2 separate regions of the Homo sapiens genome follow, and region 2 is linked to region 1. Evidence: read pairs that join two places in POLR2A ChIA-PET (ENCODE). Cell type or tissue: Caco-2. All regions are shown on one strand. Each heading gives the region's core, and the rest is flanking DNA. Links, peaks and the distances in the headings are about the cores only. Region 1 has its middle 370 kb from the start of LCORL. Region 2 has its middle 290 kb from the start of LCORL.

Region 1 (8,997 bases), core at 284-8,283:
AACATTCTGTTGAGAGCAGATGGAAAATCAGTCCATGAACTAATGAGCAAGATCACTGCAGATGGTGATACGTGGTATAAAGAAAGAAAGAAAAAAAAATGAGACAAGGAAGCAGAGGTAGGGGAGGACAACAATTACTGTGTATAGTTTCGAAGACCTCACTGAGGAGGTGACATGGGGACTAGATTTTGAAAGACAAGAAGTTGCATGTCATGAGGGGCCTGGAGGCAAAGTCTTCTGAAAAGGCTTGCCCAAGAGACCTGCTGGGAGGTCAAAGGGACTGACAGTCTAGGGTCGCAGGAGCACAGAGCAGGAAGGGATACTTGATAGGGGCTGAGGTTAGAGACAAGCAGAAGGGGACCTCATGACAATTTGGAAAAGTAAAAATCATGAACATAGAAACCCACCAGACTCATTCAAACACTGCCAACAGTTTCATAATAAAAAGTACTTATGGCTGGGCATGGTGGCTCACCCCTGTAATCCCAGCACTTTGGGAGGCCGAGGCAGGTGGATCACCTGAGGTCAGGAGTTTGAGACCAGCCTGCCCAACTTGGAAAAACCCCATCTCTACTGAAAATACAAAAAATTAGCTGGGCATGGTAGCAGGCGCCTGGAATCCCAGCTACTCAGGAGGCTGAGGCAGGAGAATCACTTGAACCTGTGGGGCGGAGGTTGCAGTGAGCAGCATGGGCAACAAGAGCAAACCTCTGTCTTAAAAAAAAAAAAAAAGAAAAGAAAAAAAAGTGCTTATTTCAGACACCTTATAAGGGAAAGATCTCACCTGGATGCCAATATAGCATGATTATTACTCTTCATGTTTAGATAGGAAAACATTCCATTTTCATTGTTGCAAATTAGTTTTGGTTTGAGGTATTAGATGTGTGGGGGTTATTAAAAATGTAAAGTAAGCATCTTCTGGCTTTAATTTACAAACTCATTGAATGGACTTTTAATATTTGTATTATATATAACACAAGTGCTGATGCATCATTATTTTTTCAAGTCCTTTTAATGAAAAGACCAAAAGGAGCACACAATTTCACATTGTTTGATTTGATCATTGTAATTCCCAAGCATACAATAAAAGTATTCACTGGACCTTAAAAAGAACTCACCCTTAAAAAATGTACAATTCCGTGGTTTTTAGTATTTTCATGAATTGTGCAACCATCACCACTGTCTAATCCCAAAACCTTGTCATTATACCAAAATGAAACCTTGTGCCCATTAGCAGTCATTCCATATTCTCTCCTAACCTCAATTCCTGGCAACTATTCATGTATTTTCTGTTTCTACAAATTTGCCTTTTCAGGACATTTCACATGGGTGGACTCCTACAATACATAGCCTTTTGTGTCTGGCTAGTCAAGCCAAGAACTGCAGGAAAGAGCATTCCAGGCAGAGGGAACAGCTAGTGAAAATACCTCAACCCATAATCGCAAGGATGATGAAAGGAGCTGAAATCCAAAAAATGGAGAGCACCAAAGCAAAACCAAACCATGTCAATTATGATAATGGGTATCTGTGGTGGTCATTGAGACCGTCCACAATTTTTTAGTTCTCTCTTTCAGTGAAATGTGACATGATAGCTGTCTGTACCCAGCTGAATGCAAGTGAGGTCATGTTACTTGCTTCGACCAATCAAAGTTGAGATACCAAAGAAATGAGTCACTTCCAGGCAGAAGCTTTCAAATAGCCAGCATGGAATTCACCTCATCTATTTGCTTTGCCTCAGTGATCACAGCAGTACAGGCCAAAATGGAGCCTCCATCAGTCGAGGTCCCTTAGTGTCAATGATGACCAGAGCCCCCAAGTAGACCCACAATTGATGTGCAGCATAAGAGAAAGATAAACGTTTTTAAAGAACTTAACTTCTCCTGACTGATGAGTTATATTTTATTCTTAGTTCTCTAAAAAGACATTGGGGGAATTTAATTAAAGGCATGATATGATATAACTAATGTCTCTAAATATGTGTAAATAAATTGAAAGGGTAAAGAATAGAAGCAGAGGGACAGAGAGAGCTGTTAGAAGAGTTGTCACAGGGGTCCAGGTGAGAGTTGATAGTGACTTTGACTATAGGGGTGTATTTAGAAATGCACAGAAATCATAAGAACTTGCGAGGGAATGAATGTTGGGTGTATAAAAAAGAGAAACAGCCAGTCACTATCACCATGTCCATAATAGCACTACTACCGTCACCGAGTTGTAGGGAGGATAAACTAAGCCTACTTGTGAGAGAGCCTAACACATCATACTATTATGCTTCAGGAAAGGTTAGTTTTCATCCTCCCCTCTCTACCTCCACCACCATCACTGCCTCTTTGTCCCAGTGCTGAAATCAACAATAACATTTTCTTCTTCAAATGTTACCATTGTCTCTTCACTTGGTGGGGACCAGAGAAGAACCTGAGCCACTAATCAGAAAGCTTTGTTCACCACATATTTTACCCAGGGCTGGCTTACAAATATATTCATGTTCACCTCTCCTCCAACAGTGAGTTATGCCTATAGCTAACAATAAATGATGCCTTGTTCACAGCGAAGCAGCTAAACAGGGAATAAAAATCAAATAAGATTGCTCCACGATACTACTGAGGCAACTCCCTTACTTATAATTGTTCTTGACAACCAAAAATGTGTGGAAAGAGATGTTTGGGTTATATTGTTTCCAGTAGGTTTGTGATCACTTAAGTTCGATGAAAGAATTAGATATCCCTTCTCTTTATAATAACCTCAAATATTTATTTAGGAGAATAAGCAATTTTTCCTGTAAAAATTTAGGAGAATAAGCAATTTTTCCTGTCCAGTTTTCCATAATTTTCTACTGCAGCAACAAGGCAAAAAATCTTATCATTGTTTTATCCATGAAATATCCAGTGTTTTAGAGAAGGCTTAAGGAAAAAAGATTATAATTGTGGACTCTAGGCATCAAGCTCTAACTGGATGGCAGTGAGCAAGGAAAATATTTCTTGCAAAAAATATTTCTAGGTTCAATGTCTTCCTGATAAGACCATATTATTTCTGGAAGCATTTTTTACAGGTTGATGCTTAATAGTATGAATTTATTTTAACACATTGTATGCATTAGAAGAGAGAAGAACGCTTCACAGTTGCAGTAAGGCTAGGCAGCCTGGGCAGAATAAATATAGCAGGGTTGAGTGTTTGCACAGAGAAAGGGTAGAAGAAAGGGCTCTTCAACATCCTTCAGCACTGCCTCCCTGAGAGGCATACAACTGTTCTCATGCCCATGCCATCATGAAATCACTCAAGCTTTTAAATGCTCAGATACCAAACAAGAGTAAGAAAAGAAACGAATCAATCTCTGAAGGAAGAAAAAGCCCTGGGTGGGATTCAACTGAACATTTATCAAAAGAGACTGAGAAAATCTAAAATAGGTCATTAGAATTGCCCCTTTTGCTAACAGTGGGAAAGGAACTAATGAACAAGATATAGGCATTTGTGGGCAGCAAGAAAAAGCAAAACTTCTTTTGCATCTTTGCACTGTAGAGTAATTCTTCCCTCCGAGAGGTGTCCATATACATCTTTAGATCCCCAGAAGATGTGAGTATGTTACATGGCAAAGAGGAATTACCATTGTAGATGGAATTAAACTTGCTAATCAACTAGCCTTAGAGAGATTACCTTGTATTATCCAGGTGGGCTCAATGTAATTGCAAGGGTTCTTACCAGTAGAAGAGCCAGTAGAATGAAGAAACGATGGCTTACGCTGTTTAATTTGCCCAAGGACACACAGCTAATGAGTGGCAAAGACAGAACTTTCTGTGTCAACCTGGGATCTCTCTGCTGTGACTCCACTCCAGCTCTCAAATGGAACCTGGGATTTTCTTGCAGTCTTTCTTCTTTGAATATGCTTTCTTTTAAATTCTGTACCCAAAGCTATGTATAATTGTTCTAGCAGATGCCCTAGTAGTGTTTTATAAAATGTGCAATAGAGATTCTTCTTCCAAATAAATATCAAAACAAGAATATCTAGGTTAAATGAAGCAGAGGGAGAGATGAAAACTGCCTGCAGAAGTTGCCACCTATACCTGGAGACACCATGCAGGGCACAGGGCATTTTGTTTTCCATCTGAGAATGTGGATCCTGTCTGCTAAAACAAACTCAAGATATTCTTCTGCTAAGAGATCCAAGCTGATTATGAATACAATGCATGGCAACATCTGTGGTTTGCACATTGTTGAACTAAAAAGGCTCTAATGTGTTGGAGCAGAGGCCAAGCAACCAGTATCCATGGCAACTCCGTGTTTAGTTTCAACCGACAGTCATGGAGAGTATTCAATCACATTCTTATATTTGTCTAAATGGCACCCAATAAATACTTCCCATAGCCAAGATTTTTGTCTTAGCTTGGAAACAAAGGAAAAGAAAATGAGACCTTTGGAGTGGAGGAGGAGAACAGAGGAAGAATTCGCCCTCTGAAAAATCTAACTTCAGGAAAGCTAAAACTAATGTTTCACTCATCAAGCAACAAAGAATTAAGGAAATTGTAATAGGTATGAATTTAGGAATGAGTGGGGGGCAGGAGGAAAAACAGGAATCAAATTTCCTAGTCTAATTTTACCTTTAGAAATTGATTTTCAAAAAGCCATGAAATGTGCTTGTGTTTACAAACAGTCCACTATTGTTTATTGCGTCCATTCAGACATTGTGCTGGACACTTTACACATATCATCTCTAATCTTCACCAAAAACAAACAAAAACACCTACAAGAAAGCTATCATTATCTAATTTCACACTTAAGGAAATTACAGGGAAGAAAATTTCAATAGTTTATGCCCCATTACAGATTTTGCCTGTGAAAGATTTGAATTTAGCCTATCTGATTTAAAAGCCCCCACCTTTTTTCAATGTTTCACATTCTGCAGGGACTAAGCAATATGGATTAAAAAGAAAAAAAAACCCTATCCTTGTTAGAATGAATGCTTGAATAATAAGATATTATTCTGGCAAATGAATTTTAAGTTCAACTCGGAAATTGTGTATTATTGCAATGTCTTGTCAAAAATTAAACAGGACTAGGCATGGTGGCTTATGCCTGTAATCCCAGCACTTTGGGAAGCAGAGGCGGGCAGACTGATTGAGCTCAGGGGTTCGAAATCAGCCTGTGAAACATGGCAAAACCCCGTCTCTACAAAAAAACACAAAAATATATATATAAATATATATTAGCCTGACATGGTGGTGCATGCCTGTAGTCCCAGATACTAGGGAGGCTGAAGTGGGAGGATAGCTTGAGCCTGGGAGGCAGAGGTTACAGTGAGCCAAGATTGCACCACTACCCTCCAGCCTGTGCAACAGAGACAGATCCGGCCTCAAACAAAAAACAAAAAACAAACAAACAAAAATTAAACAGCTCCATCTTCAACTGGTAAATAATGAAATGTGTAAATGTTCTTCATTTGCATGTGATTTGCATATATCATTCTAGGTCAATGAAGAGTAGAGACTGGGAGGTGAGATCTGGCCAGCTGGATGCTGAGAACATGAGGATGTGAGTACCCAAAGAGTTCTGGATAGAGACCTGACCAGAAAATTGGACTTGAGATGCTGCCTTTCCACATGTAAGCAATGAAAAACAAACTTCCCCTCACCTTTTGGAACTCACTGGCATCCCTAAATTGAATGACTGATTTGTCTCTCATGTCAGTTACACCATCTGGAATGCTTGCAACTTTCAGTATGATACCAAGTGTAATTCCAGAACAGTGGACCCTGCATGAAGATGAAATGAAAGCATAAACAGCCAACTCTGGGATAGAATATTAATTACTTCAGTAAAATTGAATAAGAAAGCAAACAGCTTTATTGGGATATAATTAATAACAACAAACTGCATATGTTTAAAGTATACAACTTGATAAGTATTGATATCAGTATACATCTGTGAAATGATCACCACAATCAGGATAATAATGAACATGTCTATTCCCCCAAAATTAGTTTTCTCATACCTCTTTGAAGTGACTTGCTCTGATCCTTCCCTGCCCACCTACTACCATCCCCAGGCAACCACTGATTTTCTTTCCATCACCATAAATTAATTTACATTTTGTAGAATAGAAGGTATACTTTTAAATTCTCCTGACACCAAGTTGCAACCACAGAAACCAAATAAAAAGTCACCATAGCTACCTACTCTTCCAAACAGAACTAATTCCAAGCCCTCTCAATATTTAACAAGTATTTTGAACCTTTTCTCTTATCAGCTCCTCTCTGCCTTGGCCATGTGTGGCTTTTGGTGACTTCATTTTAGACAAGCTACAAAGGCCTGGTCTCCACTGGGGCATCACTTCTCGTTATTCTCTCTCAACCTGATGACCATCTCCATGCCTGCCACAGATAGGGTCCCAGCCATGCCCCCTGGACACTGTTTGTCCAGAAACAAGACTGAACAGTAATAGATAGTAGCTTTTTAGTGAGAAGCCTGGCCCAGATATTCTGGGCACTGATGGCTCCATTGTGTGGCACCAATATCCAGAGGATCTGGGAAGCACAGGAGCTAATTTCCTCACATGCAATTCACACAGCAGCTCTACACAGTACTTAACCAAGCTGGATCCATCTTCTCAACCAAGGTAGCCGGAACACCTTCTTTTGCAGAAATGTGTTCATAATGTATGTCCAAGTAGCTCAAGTTGGAATTTGGTTGGTTGGTTGTTTGTTTCTCTTAAATAGCTAATTATCTTTTTAAAAGATTCTAGAACAAAAAAAGATATTTTCTATTTACCCACATATTTGCCATTTCTGGCACTCTTTATTCCTTCCTGTAGATACAGACTTCAATTTGTATTCATTCTTCTTCTGCCTGAGGAATTTCTTTAACATTTCTTATAGTGCAGATCTGCTGGTGATAAATTATTTCTCAGGTTTTGAGGTTCAGAAAATAGTCATTATTTTGCCTTCATTTTTCAAGATGCTATCACTAAGCATAGAATTCTAGTTGACAGTTTTTTCTTTCAGCACTGCATGATTTCTGACAAGAAGTGTTCTGTCATTCCTATCTTTGTCCTTCTGGGTGTAATATGTCATCTTTTCTTATCTGCCTTTAAGATTCTTCTCTTTCTTGATGATTTTCTGCAGTTTCATTTTGATATAACTTGGTGTGGTTCTTAGTATATTTTTTCTGCTTGGGGTTTTTTGAGCTTCTTGGATCTATGGGTTTATAGTTTTAATCAAATTTGGAAAACGTTTTGCTATTTCTGCAAATATTTTTTCTGACCTCCTTTTCTTCTGAGACTCCAATTACATGTACGTTAATTTGCCTGATATTTTTCCACAGCTCACTGTGGGACAGCTTTTTTCCCCATTTTTCTCATTCTGCTTCAATTTAGGTAGTTTCTATTTTCATGTCTTCAAATTCACTGATATTTTCTTCTGTAATATCTAATCTGCTGTTTGTCCCATCTAGTGAGTATTTCATTATAGATATATTTTTGATCTCTAAAAGTTCCATTTGTGTCTATTTTCTCTCTTTTACTCCTCACCATATTCAAGCTTTCAAAAATTTTATATTATTGAACATATTTAGAAGATTTATAATGGCTGTTGTCTACTAATTTCATCATCCCCTGATTTGGGGGATATGTTCTATTGATTGATTTACTTTTTCCTGGCTATTGGTCATATATTTACGTTTCTTTATACCTAGTAATTTTTAATTGGATGCTAGACATTGTGACTTACATCGTTGAGTTCTGGGTTTTTTTTTTAATTACTATTCCTTTAAACACTGCTGAATTTTCTTTTGGTCTTTGTATTAGTTTTCTATTGGTGCTATATCAAATCACCACAAATTTTATGGTTAAAACAATAAAATGTTATTATTTCATGGTCCTGGAGGTCAAAGTTCAAAATAAGTCTTACAAGGCTAAAGTCAAGATGTCAGCAAGCCTGGTTCCTTCTGGAGAAACCAGATGAGAGTTCATTCCTTACCTCTTCTAGCCTCTGATGGCTGCCAGAATTCCTTGGCTTGTGGCCACATCAGTACAATCTCTACTTCATCAGTATGTTGCCTTCTCCTCTTCTACAGTAAAATATTCCTCTTAGGCATCACCCAAATAATCCAGAATAATTTTCCTATCTCACATTCCTTTACATAATCACATCTTCAAAGTCTCTTTTTTAACATAAAGTAATATTCAGTTTCTAAAGATCAGGACATGGATACATTTGGGAGCCTTTATTCAACCTACCACAGCACCCAACCTAAGTAACTTGAAGAGGAAATTTAATCATACAATACTTGCCTTTAAGTTTTGTTATGTCAGGTCCAGACCAGCCTTTATTCTGGGGCTAACTTAACTACACTATTAAGGTATGACCTTTCTGAAGACTCTACCACATGCCCTAGAATAATAAGTTATGACTTGTGGAAATACAAATTACTCTCAACCCCGTATGACTTTCAGAAATTTTTCAGCCAATCAGTTTCCAGTGGTTCATTTTTTTTTTTCCTCAGGCATTTTCCTCCCACACATGCACATATTAGTACTCAGTCAAACTAGAGGAGCCACTTTGTAGGTCTCAGGTTCTCTCTCTCTTTCTCTCTACACCCTACCCTCCCTCCCTCCTCTCCAGTACTCTGCCCCTCAAATTCTAGCTACCTCTTTAACTCTGAACAACAACCTTTGTCTCCTCAACTCAGTAAGGCCACTGATCCTGTTTCAATTTTTCCTTTTAAAGAGTAAACTGAGACAATCATAGGGCTTACCATTTCTATTTCCCTTCTCCTATGCATCACAGTCTTGTATTGCCTATTGTCCAATGCCTGGCAATTATTAGTTCATATACTTTTCTCAGTTACATCTGGTTATGGCATGAGGGAAATTTCTGTAGCAGTTTATCCTTCATGAGGAGAAACAGAAAACTCTAGGAGTTGAGTTCTAAACAGTCAATAAGAAGAAAGGAAAATATATCAAGTGATGTAAGAGTATCAGCCAGCACCTTCCAAGCTTACAACTGGCTGAAA
Region 2 (8,997 bases), core at 272-8,271, 73 kb after region 1:
AATAGCATAGGATTTGCCAGCCATACTGTCTCTGTTCCAAATATTCAACCCTGCAAGAAAGCGACCATAAGCAATACCCCCAACAAATGGGCATGATTGTGTTCCCACAAAACTTTATGAATAGGCATTGAAATTTGATTTCAACTAACTTTCACTCATGAAGAAATACCATTTTTCTTTTGATATTTTTCTGCAGCCATTTAAGTGTAATAACTGTTCTTGCCACACAAAAACAGACAGAGGTTTGTCCGCCCTGTTGTCTTAGCAAGGCTGCAGCTATTCAATCGCGTGATGCCACATTCTATAGAAGTCTACAAGGCCACGTGGCCATGATGACTGGAAACTCATTGAAAATAGGAAGATTTGTTGCATGTGCAAAATACTCCTTTTCATTCTGAACAATCTTTTCAATTTGTCGGATAGATGCTGCAGGAAGACTAGTGGTTGCCAGGACGTAAAGTTTTTAGTATTGTTATTGTTTGGGTCCAACAAATAAGAGAAGGAATGAAAGGATTTCAGCATAGCGGGGACAGGGCAAGAGCAGTGACCCCTCGCGATAACAATCGAGACAAGGTGCTGGGGCAGGCAGGGCCCCGCTCCTGCTCCCCCAGCACCTGCGTGAGCCGCCAACGGAGCGCGCAGAACTCCCTGGGCGCAGCCTCCCGCCTCGCCTTCCAGGATGAGCTCGATACAAAAGCAGCGCTGCGCTGCACGGGCTTTTGTATTCCTGTGAATAAGGCAAGCTTGCTGAGCCGCACACGCTGCAGATAACGCATCAATTCCAGGAAATGTTATCGCCAAACACTGCCTGCGTCATGAGCCATCCGTAAGGCCAGCTGCTCCGGAGTGGAATTTTCCAGCTGTTGGAGTTCTCGGCAGTGCCCAGTGCTGCTCAACTCTTTGGAGACCCAAATTGGATTTCTCTTTTTTTCCCCTAACTTTAGGGATCAACTTGGGTAGTAATTTAGGCATTTTCTTCAAGGACTTAGGAAGTGAACTGATTGTTGATGCAATTTCTGTACATTCTCTTCCCTGCCTCCTCCCCACATGCCTATTATCTCACACACATAACAGGCCTGAGCCATTTCAGTTCAATTCACTTAATATTTACTGACAGTCCCTTCTATGTGTTCTGTGCTGAGCTACTTCCTAGTTGCTGGGGACAGGGCATTAACCCAGAGAAAGCTGGTTTGGACTAGTTGTCCAGCAGGAAAAATTGACATTTAATTAGTAATGCAAGTATGATAAACATTACAGTGAAAGATAGATCAAATGCTATGAATAAAACTAGAAGAGGAATTTAACTTACTCCCAGATGTAGAGAAGTCCTTCCTAGGGAAGGGACCCAAAGTTGGTAGCTATGTGAAGAGGAAGAGAGAGATTTCCAGAAGAGGGAATAAAGTGTGTGAAGAACCCTGAGATAAGAGTGTGATTGGGCTGGCACAGTGGCTCACGCCTGTCATCCCAATATTTGGGAGGCCGAGGTGGGAAGACTGTTTAAAACCAGCAGTTAGAGACTACCCTGGGCAACACAGCAAGACCCCATCTCTACAAAAATATTTTTAAAATTAGTCGGGAGTGGTGGCACTACCTGTAGTCCCAGCTACTCGGGAGGCTGGGGTGGGAGGATCACTTTAGCCCAGGACTTCAAGGCTGCAGTGAGCTATGACCCTGCCACTGCACTCCAGCCTGGGCAACAGAGCAAGACTCTGTCTCCAAAAAATAAAATAAAATAAGAGTGTGGTGGCTTCACAGAAGGGAACTACCGTGCTCCAAAAAGTTGGAAGGAAGAGAGCAAGGGCTGGAACTCTCCTTGTTCACCTCAGCTCCTAGCACAGGGAAGGCCCTGTGTTCAGTGTTCAGTGACTCTGAGGAGGAATAGCCAGAGGTGACCTTTCCCTTTTTTCTACCTTCTGTATACAACTACCTTCTATAAGCAACTTACTGCAGGACCCCTTACATGGGGCTCCATTATTTGTCTATAGTCTATTTCCCCCTCCAAATCAGAAGGCTGATCCTATTTGTTTTGTATTCCTGGTGCCCAACAAATTTGAAAGGTTCAGTAGTCAAAGAAGATAAAAGACATAAAGAATGAAAAAAGGAAAGATAAGAGGAGGGGGAGAAAGGAAGAAGGAAGTCAAAACAAACTAGAAGGAAAGGACTTCGATGAATTAACACAATCATTATTGTGGTAGATTAATTTCTTCCCTTTGCAACCAGAAAGTTTACAAATATATGATAATCTGGACATGGAAAGAAGAGAAGCCAATCTATTCTCCACCCTGTGATTTTTATGTTTGTTTGTTGGTTGGTTGGTTGGTTTTATTTTTTTAAGTACCAGATTGTATTGCTGCACTAATGCTGCATGACAAACCACCTCCAAATTATTAACCTTTATTTCTTGCTCACAGGTCATCTGTCCACTGCAACACAGCTGGGCTCAGCTGAACTCTGGGACCCAGGCTTCAGTCTGAGGGTTGGATTCAGATTTTCTCCACATTTCCACATTCTCCTCACATCAAGCCAGTGCCCAGCACCTCCTTTGCTCATGGGAGCTCACAAGAGTGTAAGAGCCAAGCCAAATTGAGCAGATACATTTAAGGCCTGTTTTCACACACATTCTATTGGCTGACCAAATCAGTGAGACAAGAAAGTATCCTCTACTCCCATGGTTTCCAAAGTGTGGGCCCTGTGGCCAAAATTTTTCTCATAATTGTATTAAAGTGTATATTTGCTTACCCTCAGTCTCCCATGAGTATACAGTGGCATTTTGGTGTAGTATCAAAGAAGGATTTAAAATACTCTCTTTTTTTTTCCAACTACTTACCAGTGTGAGATCAGGTTTTCTTCATAAACTTAAGCAGAAAATAATATATCACAACAGACTGAATGTAGAGAGAGATCTTAGAATTCAGTTGATTTCTGTTAAGCTAAACACTAAGGAGATTTGAAAATATAAAACAGTGTTATTCTTCTCATTATTTTTTATTTTGAAAAATATTTTTATTTTTCTAAAAAAATTTACGTTAACATGTAATTATTATTTGTCAATGAATCTCAGTGAATGCATACTTTTAAATTTTTTCAGTTTTAATTTCTATTACATTTAGATTTGTATATAATACATTAATACACACATATATATTATATATATATATATAATTTTTAAAGAGTAAAAGATACCCTAAGGCCAAAATATTTGAGAACTGCTGCTGTGCCTTAGAGAAGGGGATTGAAGAGCAAATAGTTGCTAGATAATAACTCAATCAATAATAAAGATACAGTGCCAAGAGCTTTATGTATCTAACGATATGGGAACAACCTTATTCACTAAATATTTATGGAAGCTGGAAAAGCAAATCAGTCTTGTGGAGGTATTCAGAAGTTGAAGCTACTGTGTTTTGGGTGTGGTTTGTTACATAACAAAGCCAAATTGACCAGGGATCAGGGCCAGCAAAATCATAGACAGCCACTGCTCTGAGATCAGATCTACTTCCTTAACCTTACAATCCTTAATCAAACTGCGAAGATCGAAATATGCTCAGCCAGTTCACATTGACCTCCTTGGCCACTCACTAGATGCTATTCAGGGGGCCAGAAAGTTCTTGACTGGTACTTCAGTAACCAAGCTTCAAACTAGTAGGGTCTGGGAGATTTTTCAAGCGGAGTCTTCCTCTTAGAGTGTTTGTGGTTCCTCTGCTGGGCCCCCCTTATGGCCACTCCTATGAAGTAGGTAATTCCTTCCTTCCTCCTGTGGCTGCTGCCCCACAAACCCCTGGTTTTCAGGAGTCCACTCCACTCTGATTCTGCCTTTCAGAATCCTATCTTGGCCTGGCCAGGTGGTCCTCTTAGGTAGCAGTCAAAGGAGCTCCAGGATCATTCTCCTGTATGGCTCTATGTCTGAAACACTTATGTATAGGTATGCTTAAAAACTCTGGAAATAGAAACTGATATGAGTACAACAAGAGATCCCCTTCTCTCAGCCTTTCTTACCCTCTAGATCCATAATGTTCAATAGAAACAGAATGCAAGCCACAAATACAAGCAACAAATGCAAGCCACAAATGTGAGCTACATGGTTAGTTTTACATTTTCTAGTACCCACATTAAAAAAGTAAAAAACAAACAAGTAAAATTAATTTTAATGATGCATTTTTAACCCAAGATATCTAAAATTTATCATTTAAATGTGTAACCAATATAAAAATTAATATGAGATATTATACATTCTTTTTGATGCTTAAAACTGACCCCACCACCACCCCACACCAGGTCAACTACAGAAAGCACATATTGAATTTTTGAAGAAATCTGGTGGAAGTCCTCCCCATTTCCACTGGTACCATCTTTGTACCTTGGTTGCAGTCACATAACTCATTCTAGGTCTGTCTCACAGTTCACGCTGACATTTCAAATCTGTCTGCTTGCCTCAGTTAAAACTTCTAATCTATCATCCTGCAGAAAGAGAAATATAGAAGGGATACTGAGAACCAATGTTGATTTTTGAGGGTGGAAAATAGTGCATCTTATTTATGCTGAAGGGAAATAGCCAATAGAGAGGAGGGTTGATGAGTCAGGCCAGAAGTTTATTAATGGATGGAGCATGAGCCTGTAAAAGGCAAGAGAGGAGAGGACCAAGGGTACAGGTGAAGGGACTGGCCTTCAGCAGGAGAAAATGGAAGAGGTGAGATGTGACTTCCTTCCTCACAAAAGGGAGAGATTGAGGATGAGGTTTTCTAGGAAGATGAGGTGTACATTCATAAAGCTCCATTCTCTCTGTGATATTTATTATCAGAGAGAGAGGGAGAAGGTGGGTAAGAAGAGGACCTCAGGAAAGAAGTGTCAAGCTGAAAGAGCTGCCCTGGGAACAGGAGCAAACACTGATGAGAGATTAAAAAAAAAAAAAAAACATGCAGTGTGTGCCAAGCAGAGCCGAGTTCCCGGCTGAAGATGGAGACCAGGAGTGTGTTGGAGTCCCCATCTGTATCATGATGTGGCTTTTCTCCAAAGGGCTCTGCTGCCAGAATATAAGAGCAGAAAAAGCTGATGATTTGTTGAATGCCTGCAGAGCAAGTCAAGGAGTCAAAAGAGTAGCAGGTGCTAACAGACAGGGATCAAATTGATGACTCCTGGAATGTAGTGAAGTAGAGAGGGAGGTGGGATATGTAGAGCAGTACAAGGCAAGTCGAATCTTTCAGGAATATGAGCCAAGTCTCAGAGCCACTTCATCTCTTATTTACAGAAATCAATAAATCCACACATTATATGTTACTTTGTTTGTTACAGAGAATACAAATAACATTGTTTTTGACCCATCAAGGAGCTTACAGCCTAGCTGGGGAAACAAGATTAATGCATAAATCAATGCGTGTTGCACAAAAACGTACTTACATTTTATGGCAAAAATTTCAAGTATTTTAGAAACAAAATGTGAGCTAGGGCTTGGTAACTTGGAAAGTAGATACTTCTACCCTAATGCAGCATCCAGGACTGGCTGCCTGATTTCCTTCTCTGAAGAAAGAACTCTTACCCAGAATGATCACCAGATAGCAAGATCCTCACTGGCGGATAGGATAGGGTATTTGCCATTCTATCTTCAGTATCTGGCATAGACATGTAAGGAATTGTGTCTAAAGGTCTGAATGAGTTAATAAATGAATGAATCTCTAAGAACTGTGAAACCAAGAGAAGGAATCATGGGAGATTAGCTCAAAAGAGGAAGGGTTGCATGGGCAAGCTAAGTTGAGCCTGAGTAAACACCTGAGACTGCAGCTGTTTCACCACCTGCTTCCCAGTAGGAATGGGTAGGTTGGCTCCATTTAGAAGGCCAGGAGTGGAAAAGACAACAGAGTGGTTCCATGAAAAAGGTGGTTGAAGAGCAAGAAAACACAAACATGGGTGGGGCACGGTGGCTCCTGTCTGTAATCCCAGCTATTTGGGAGGCCAAGGTGAGGAGAGATGCTTAAGCCCAGGAGTTCAGGACCACCCTGTGCACTATGGTGAAAACCCCTCTCTGCAAAAAGTACAAAAATTAGCCAGGCATAGTGGTGCATGCCTATGATTCCAGCTACTCAGGAGGCTGAGGTGGGAGAATCGCTTCAGCCCTGGAGGTTGAGGCTGCAGTGAGCCATGATAGCACCACTGCACCAGCCTGGTGACAGAATGAGACTGTCTCAAAGAAAAAAAAAGAAAAAGAAAAAGAATGAATGTAGACCCCACTGTGTGCTTAGCCCTGTACTGAGTACTTGAGTACTCTGGCAATATACAGGAAACAAAAAGGTAGTTTCCAATTGTTTAGTTTATGATCTAGTTTAACAGATATGAGGTGCATAAACCTGTAAGGCTAGCAGAGAATATGCAAAACAAGATATGGTATGCTAGAGCTGACTATGTCTTTCACAGTTAGAATTACATGACAATTAAACTCTGTGTGTGTGTGTGTGTGTGCACTTAAACATCAGCTAAAGAAGATAATGGTTTGTTCTGAAGCTGATCTTAGCTGTATCTGCACAGTATATATCATTCGATCAATATAATCATTTCCATCATCAAAATCTCCTGAAGAGCTTTTTCAAAATCACAAGCAGGGACCCTCCATGGATTCTGATTCAGTAAGTCTGGTATAAGACAAAATAACCTCTTTGTTTTCATAATCTCCAAGGGTGATTCAGATGTTCATGTAATGGGGAGAACCAGTTATTTAAACAATTTGGATATGGGGAGATTAGCAATGAATAAGGAGAAAATGACTCTTTTATAGCCAGATGAACTGTTTCAATAGAGCCAGCGATCATGCAAATTATGAAATGAAACATCGAACAAAAAAAGTGAGCCTTGCTTTATGAAAATATACCCCTGAATGAAAATAGAGCTTTAAGGATTGTGTACATTGATAATCACTATGTAAAAGTAAAACGCATTGATAGAGATCCTAGAAAAATATTTAACTACTTTTTTATTTTATATTTTTTGTCTTCAAAAATATTAAGTCTACATCTAAGATTTTAACTATTGATATGGTTTGGCTGTGTTCCCACCCAAATCTCTTCTCGAATTGTAGCTTCCATAATCCCCATGTGTCCTGGGAGGGACATGCAAATTACCTGGTGGGAGGTAATTGAATCATGCGGGCAGGTTTTCCCATGCTGTTCTCGTGTTAGTGAATAAACCTCTTAAGATCTGATGGTTTTATAAAGGGCAGGTCCCCTGCACACGCTTTCTTAACTGCTGCCATGTAAGATGTGCCTTTGCTCCTCCTTTGCCTTCTGCCATGATTATGTGGCCTCCCCAGCCATGTGGAACTGTGAGTCCATTAAACTTCTTTTTCTTTATAAATTACCCAGTCTTGGGTATTTCTTTATAGCAGTATGGAAATGGACTAAGACTAATACAGTAAATCGGTACCAGGACTTGGTGCTCTGCGTCTCAGCGGTGGCTAAGAGGGGCCAATGTACAGCTCAGGCTGTTGCTTCAGAGGATGTAAGCCCCAAACCTTGGTGGTTTCCACATGGTGTTAGGCCTGAAGATGCAGAGAAGTCAAGAATTAAGGTTTGGGAACCTCTGCCTAGATTTCAGAGGATGTATGGAAATGCCTGGATGTGCAGGCAGAGGTGTGCTGCAGGGGCAGAGCCTTTATGGAGAACTTCTGCTAGGGCAGTGCAGAAGGGAAATGTGGGGTGGAAACCCTCACACAGAGTCCCTACTGGGACACTGCCTAGTGGAGCTGTGAGAAGAGGGCCATCATCCTCCAGACCCCAGAATAGTAGATCCATCGACAGTTTGCACTGTGCACCTGGAAAAGCCAAAGACACTCAATGCCAGCCCATGAAAGCAGCCAGGAGGGGGTCTGTACCTTGCAAAGCCATAGGGGCAGAGCTGCCTAAGACCATGGGAACCCAACTCTTGCATCAGTGTGGCCTGAAAGTGAGACATGGGGTCAAAGGAGATCATTTTGGAGCTTTAAGATTTAACTGCCTCGCTGGATTTGCACGGGGCCTGTAGCGCCTTTGTTTTGACCAATATCTCCCATTTGGAATCACTGTATTTACCCAATGACTGTACCTCGATTGTCTAGAAAGTAACTAACTTGCTTTTGATTTTATAGGTTCGTAAGTGGAAGGGACTTGCCTTGTCTCAGATCAGACTTTGAACTATGGACTTTTGAGTTAATGCTAAAATGAGTTAAGGCTTTGGGGAACTGTTGGAAGGGCATGATTGTGTTTTGAAATATGAGGACATAGGATTTTGGAGGGGCCATAGGGGAAAGATATGGTTTGGCTGTGTCCCCACCCAAATCTTATCTTGAATTGTAGCTCCCATAATCCCCAAGTGTCCTGGGAGGGACCCAGTGGGAGATAATTGAATCATAGGGATGGGATCTCCCACGCTATTCTTGTGCTAGTGAATAAGTCTCATGAGATCTGATGGTTTTATAAAGGCCAGTTCCCCCACACACACTCTCTTGCCTGCCACCAGGTAAGACATGCCTTTGCTCCTCGTTCATTTTCCACCATGATTGTGAGGCCTCCCCAACCATTTGGAACTGGGAGTTCATTAAACCTCTTTTTCTTTATTAATTACTCACTCTCAGGAATGAAAATAGGCTAATACAACTATATATGAGACTTTTTTAAAAAGTAAAATGTAACACTTTGTGTTATGCATTATAGTTTTTTTTTTCTTTTTTTTTCTTTTTTTTTTTTTTTTTTAACAGAGTCTGTCTGTCACCCAGGCTGGAGTGCAGTGGCATGATCTTGGCTCCTGGATTCAAGCCTCTGCCTCCTGAATTCAAGCAATTCTCCTGCCTCAGCCTCCCGAGTAGCTGGGATTCCAGGTGCACGCCACCATGCCTAGCTAATTTTTGTATTTTTAGTAGAGACAAGGTTTCACCATGTTGGCCAAGCTGGTCTCAAACTCCTTATCTCAACTGAACCACCTACCTCAGCCTCCCAAAGTGCTGGGAGTAGAGGCATGAGCCACCTCGCCCAGCTTTACATT

What was found. Peaks named below come from ENCODE experiments on the same cell type or tissue, not always from the same donor. Only the 100,000 strongest peaks of a DNase experiment are listed, where the experiment ranks them.
Region 2: POLR2A ChIA-PET joins it to region 1 with 6 read pairs; 2 of 35 experiments call an interaction of 5 or more read pairs at or near these places.

Annotation. Positions count from the first base shown.
Region 1 is chr4:18,383,502-18,392,498 of GRCh38, reverse strand. No RefSeq gene overlaps it. Among named protein-coding and RNA genes, the nearest start is that of LCORL, 370 kb to the right of the region's middle. In Caco-2, for the core only: no CTCF peak of the experiment used is centred there; a DNase peak (open chromatin) is centred at 4,250.
Region 2 is chr4:18,310,955-18,319,951 of GRCh38, reverse strand. No RefSeq gene overlaps it. Among named protein-coding and RNA genes, the nearest start is that of LCORL, 290 kb to the right of the region's middle. In Caco-2, for the core only: no CTCF peak of the experiment used is centred there; no DNase peak of the experiment used is centred there.